Regions from separate parts of the Homo sapiens genome. Here region 1 is linked to region 2. Evidence: chromatin loops called from intact Hi-C (ENCODE). Cell type or tissue: Caco-2. All regions are shown on one strand. Links, peaks and the distances in the headings refer to the core of each region. The heading gives the core; the rest is flanking DNA. Region 1 holds the start of MARVELD2 (MARVEL domain containing 2). Region 2 overlaps AK6 (adenylate kinase 6).

Region 1 (2,918 bases), core at 125-2,624, 50 kb before region 2:
AGAGTGTTTCAGATGCGTTAAAAATCCAGGTAGAGACGTTAAGAGGGCAAGCAAGGCACACAGGGTATGTACAGACTGGAGACAAGGGAATGCGGTGGAAACCCAGGGTCTTCTAATAGGGCACTCCGACCTTAGAGGATTAACTGTGATGGCCCCAGCAGGGTGCCCAATGCAAAGCGGCTCTGTATATTATAACAATCAGTTATTTTTGTACCTTTCTCTTTCTTTCTCTAAAAAAGTGTAAGTTCTAGAAATGCTATTACGACTCTAGTTTTTGAAACACATTCCTAAGAAATGTAGAAGCAAAAGCACAACAAATGATTTTAGCAAGTTTTACACAGCATTTACAGGATACGCTATGCTTAATTCAACTCACTGGTAAAAATACGATTCACTGTAATGGATTTAACTCTTCACCTGTGAAGTGGCTTATTTGAATCAAACCACCCTATCCATTTTTAAAGAAAAAACAAGCAATTATTAAAGAGTTGTGGAAAAGCAAGATAATGTGATTTTTAGAAGGGAATGGTTAGCTGTATTTCATTACATCTTAAATATCTGGATACCCCTAATGTCTTTCAAGATGTCACTGAGAGTTCGTTCTGGTCCCGCAGGTCGCGGCAGCGTGTGTCTTTGTCCTGCTCAGGCCCCGGACCCTTACTCCACTCTTGGACACTCATCTTGGAAAGCCGCGGCAATGGCAGGAGAAATGGCTGCCCCAGCAAAGTGTCACAGGAATCATGCCTGGTCACCTTTACACAAACAGAACCACCGGTTTACCTGGCTTAAAAGTTTTGCTGGACCCAAGAAACGGGTAGATTTCGGATACTTCTGCGCTTCCGAGGGGTCGGGAAAGGCTCTGCGGTTCTAACTAACCCACGACTGCCCGGGGGTACCGAGCATTTTAGCTGTGGGGTCTCCCCCGCGCCAGCCTCTGGGCGCCCGGTCCCACAAATCTCATTGTGTCCTCGGTTCTGCCCGCGCCGGCTAGGCGTTCGTCTTCGCGTTTCTGGCTGAAACCCACTGTCTTTGGAGATTCCGACCCAACGAGGCCGAAACTAAGCCGGGAGACCTCCCAGGTAAGGAGCACCGAGATCGCCCCGAGGTGCGCGCCCCGCCCCGCGCCCGGAAGGACGGCGGCTCGGCCGCACCTGCGTCCGCAGAGCGAAACCTGGCGGGACGCGGGCCTCCCCGGATCCCTGGCTCCGGCCTCCCCCGCGGGCTATGGCAGGCTGAGCGCCGAGCGCGGGCAGCCGTCCGTCGCAGCACACCTGGGCCGGGGGCCGCCGGGCCCTCCTCTCCCGGTCACGTGGCCCCACCCCGGTCCCACTTACCTGCGCAGCCGCCAGGAAGAGCGCGCACGCTGCCCAGGACTCTGAAACCGGTATCGGGCTCCCGGGGTGGGGGCGGGGCCGGGACGGGACGAGCCCAGCTTTCCCCGCCCGGCTTTGCCCCGCCCGGATCTGTCGGCCCGACAACCGCTCTGGGCCCAGGCTGCTCGGTGCCACCAGCCGGCACGTCGCGGCAATGACCACACACTGGGCTCTTTTGGAAAGAGTTTACAGTTCTCATCGCAACGTTGCCATCCTCTTCCCTATCTTTTGAAAAGTTTGACACTGGGGGAGGGAGATTGGTGCACTGTGCTTAAGGACCCATGGCAGCGAGTGCGTGCTAGATAATGTTAAAAGACAGGAGAAACAAAATTAAATTCAACATTTTAATTGTGATATAACTTATGTAAATACTTTCCAAAAAGTATCTAAGATATTCCACTGTACAACACATCAAAACTATCTGAGAAGCGGGAGACAATAAAGTGTAAATAAGGCACACAGTTTACACTCGTAATTGCATCCTAAACTGTTGAATAGTTGATATTTACAACCCCCCAATAACGTTTTTGCATCCTGAATTAGTCCTTCACATCTTGATATTTGGCATAATGTTCAAACACACTTTATACACACTGACCGCTCCTTAAACCACTCACAGATTTAATAAATACCGAAAAAATTAAGAGATTTGAAGGCTTGATCTTCTATTTACTTCAAGATGACAGAAGAGTAGGTTTCTTGTGATGAAATACTACAAGAATGAAGAATTAACAAACTGTTGTGTAATTCATCAGAAAAGCATATTAACTCTGCTGAAGTACCACTGAATGAAACAAAAATGAAGCTGTGAAGTAGCAATCTGATTAGCAGGCTGGCTTCTATGTCCCATCACTCTCGTAGTCTTCTATTATTATGTTTTCTTCCATGTCTCCTTGGGCTGAAAAGGGCTGGGGCTGGCTAGCAGGCAGTTCACTGGCACTATTCTGACTCAAAGGAAGAGACCAGGTTTCCGGCACAGTGGCTTGAGTGGGTTCACCCAGAGATTCCTCTGCAGAATGTCCTCCATTAAGCTGGGCTTCATCTCCGCTGTCAGGGTCTATCATTCCATGTTCCCTGTCAGTCAGGGCTTCCATTTTCAATCTGTCAGATTCACAGTGCAGGCATTAATAAGAACCAAAGGAGAAGATTTTTAAATTACACCATGAGTGTGATGATTATGAAGCCATCTTTCATTTACCTACATTGTGCTGTTTAGCTAGTCCCTTTAACTATAAAAACAAAACTACAAGGTAAATGACAAACTGAATAAGTTCCTACAACTTAAAATACAAAAAGGAGCTGAACACGATGGCTCATGCCTGTACTATCTGCACTGTGGGAGGCCAAGGCAGGCAGATCACTTGAGGCCAGGAGTTCAAGACCAGCCTGGCCAACATGGCAAAAACCCATCTCTATTGAAAATAGAAAAATTAGCCAGGCGTGGTGGCACGCATCTGTAATCCCAGCTACTCAGGAGGCTGAGGCAGGAGAATTGTTTGAACCCAGGAGGCAGAAGCTGCAGTGAGCCAAGCTCGTGCCACTGAA
Region 2 (2,918 bases), core at 129-2,628:
TATGCTATGGTATCTTAGATTAGTGTGAGATTTGCATGCAACTGCATATATTCTAAGATGATCATTGTTTTTATTTATTTTACCCTGTTTTCCCCTAATCTTTCATCGCTCCCTTATTTGTGTCTTCATCTTTTTATAGTCGACAATGATTTGTACATGGTAGGAACTCAATAAATTAAAGCGACCTTAAGTTGCCTCATTAAAATTAAGAAAACATATGGTTTAAATTTTAAAAATTTTTTTACAGTTTAACATAGATTTAAAATTTTTTTAAGTTCCTGACAGTTGCTACTAAAGTAACTATTTCAGATTGATCTAATGTACATATTTTTTTCAAATGATCTAAAGTCTGATCATCGGATATCATGGAGTCTGGCAAGACGGCTTCTCCCAAGAGCATGCCGAAAGATGCACAGATGATGGCACAAATCCTGAAGGATATGGGGATTACAGAATATGAGCCAAGAGTTATAAATCAGATGTTGGAGTTTGCCTTCCGATATGTGACCACAATTCTAGATGATGCAAAAATTTATTCAAGCCATGCTAAGAAAGCTACTGTTGATGCAGATGATGTGCGATTGGCAATCCAGTGCCGCGCTGATCAGTCTTTTACCTCTCCTCCCCCAAGAGATTTTTTATTAGATATTGCAAGGCAAAGAAATCAAACCCCTTTGCCATTGATCAAGCCATATTCAGGTCCTAGGTTGCCACCTGATAGATACTGCTTAACAGCTCCAAACTATAGGCTGAAATCTTTACAGAAAAAGGCATCAACTTCTGCGGGAAGAATAACAGTCCCGCGGTTAAGTGTTGGTTCAGTTACTAGCAGACCAAGTACTCCCACACTAGGCACACCAACCCCACAGACCATGTCTGTTTCAACTAAAGTAGGGACTCCCATGTCCCTCACAGGTCAAAGGTTTACAGTACAGATGCCTACTTCTCAGTCTCCAGCTGTAAAAGCTTCAATTCCTGCAACCTCAGCAGTTCAGAATGTTCTGATTAATCCATCATTAATCGGGTCCAAAAACATTCTTATTACCACTAATATGATGTCATCACAAAATACTGCCAATGAATCATCAAATGCATTGAAAAGAAAACGTGAAGATGATGATGATGACGATGATGATGATGATGACTATGATAATCTGTAATCTAGCCTTGCTGAATGTAACATGTATACTTGGTCTTGAATTCATTGTACTGATATTAAACATGCATGCTGGATGTTTTCAAGTTGTGTTTTAGAAAACTAATAATAATGAGTAAACACAGTTACCATACTTTTCAATTGAAATGAAGGTTTTTCATCAGCCTTAAAAGTGTAAGAAAAATAAAGTTGTCATTCATTCGATTGTTGGTGCTTTGGCAGTTATGTTTTTAAAAGCAATTTTCTCCTTGTTGTCACCAAGAGGAGTAACAGTTGGCAGTTGCAGCAATTTGCAGTACTGCAGTCTATTTTTGACCACTAGAGTGTCACCTTAAACGTCTTCAGATACATAGATCATAGTATGATCTCTGGTGTGTACGTCACTCTTGTGATCTGTTCTCTCAGATTGCTGAAGTATAACCATGACTCCCCTTTGGAGAGACCAGTTGGTCAGGATTTTTATTCATAGTGAATTCTTAACCTGCTTTGATTATCTTCCTCAATTGCCCAACTTCCTAGGTCCCATTTTTCTGTCCTTTTGGTTATATTAAGGACCCTTAGTGTCTCCCAGTATGTCTCCACTTTTTAAAAAAAAATTTATAAGTGTCTCTTTTTGCAGGTTAATTTTGAGCATCTTTGTTTTTCATATTCCTGATACTATAAGCCAGTATCATGTTCATTTTTGATCCAGGGCTGATAATTAGGTTATAGTGTTTATATATATATATATTTTTTTTAATTTAAAATATTTTTTTGTCCAAAAGAACGTCAATTTATCAAGGTTATAGTTTCTAAAACCTAGATTTTTATTTGCTATCATACAACTACTCATTTTCCATTTCATTTTATTTTATTTCCTGAGACAGAATTTCATTTTGTTGCCCAGGCTGCAGTGCAGTGGCACAATCTCAGCTCACTGCAACCTCTATGTCCCAGGTTCCAGCTATCTTTGCACCTCAGCCTCCCAAGTAGCTGGAATTACAGGTGTGCACCACCACACCTGGCTAATTTTTATATTTTTAGTAGAGATGGGCTTTTGCCATGTTGTCCAGGCTGGTCTTGAACTCCTGGCCTCAAGTGATCTGCCCACCTCGGCCTCCCAGAGTGCTGGGATTACAGGTGTGAGCTACCTCACCTGGCCTTTCCTTTTTTTTTTTTCTTTTGAGACGGAGTCTCCCTCTGTCGCCCAGACTGGAGTGCAGTGGTGTAATCTCGGCTCACTGCAAGCTCTGCCTCCCAGGTTCACGCCATTGTCCTGCCTCAGCCTCCCAAGTAGCTGGGACTACAGGCACCTGCCACCACGCCCAGCTAATTTTCTGTATTTTTAGTAGAGACGGGGTTTCACCGTGTTAACCAGGTTGGTCTCGATCTCCTGACCTCGTGATCCACCCACCTTGGCCTCCCTGAGTGCTGGGATTACAGGCGTGGGCCACCGCGCCCAGCCCGGCCTTTCTGTTTTATATCTATATGAAATGTGGTTTTGTTCCTCACTGTTGAACACCACCATTTTTGACAAGTGATTTCTGAGTCACATAATAGTCAATTTCATTCATGCATTCCAATGTTACTTTCACTCAATTTAACATTTCTAAACTAATTAGAGCATTAATAGCATTGAGAGCAATGGTGACACCAGACCAAGGACAATCCAGTATAAGGCACTTGTCTTCCTCTTCTTTGGGTCCTCTCCTACCAGTACTTAAACCATTTCATTTGGTTGAGACAGAGTCTTGCTCTGTTGCCCAGGCTGGAGTGTGGTGGC

Evidence for each region. A loop is a pair of places that touch in the nucleus more often than their neighbours do. Peaks named below come from ENCODE experiments on the same cell type or tissue, not always from the same donor. Only the 100,000 strongest peaks of a DNase experiment are listed, where the experiment ranks them.
Region 1: it touches region 2 in a loop (2.1-fold over the local background); 3 of 110 quality-filtered maps call a loop at or near these places.

The regions. Positions count from the first base shown.
Region 1 is chr5:69,413,587-69,416,504 of GRCh38, reverse strand. RAD17 (RAD17 checkpoint clamp loader component) reads right to left here. Exons shown (of 19, transcript NM_133338.3): 19 at 1,704-2,474. The coding sequence ends at 2,213. It overlaps MARVELD2 (MARVEL domain containing 2), which reads right to left and starts at 1,389. Exons shown (of 7, transcript NM_001038603.3): 1 at 1,335-1,389. RefSeq lists enhancers at 1-728, 729-1,612. In Caco-2, for the core only: a CTCF peak has its summit at 1,522 (motif pointing left); DNase peaks (open chromatin) are centred at 674 and 1,374; H3K4me3 peaks cover 1,465 bases.
Region 2 is chr5:69,363,185-69,366,102 of GRCh38, reverse strand. All of the region lies in intron 2 of AK6 (adenylate kinase 6), which reads left to right. TAF9 (TATA-box binding protein associated factor 9) reads left to right here. Exons shown (of 3, transcript NM_003187.5): 3 at 349-1,360. The coding sequence starts at 366. The coding sequence ends at 1,160. Among named protein-coding and RNA genes, the nearest start is that of AK6, 4.9 kb to the left of the region's middle. In Caco-2, for the core only: a CTCF peak has its summit at 1,505; no DNase peak of the experiment used is centred there.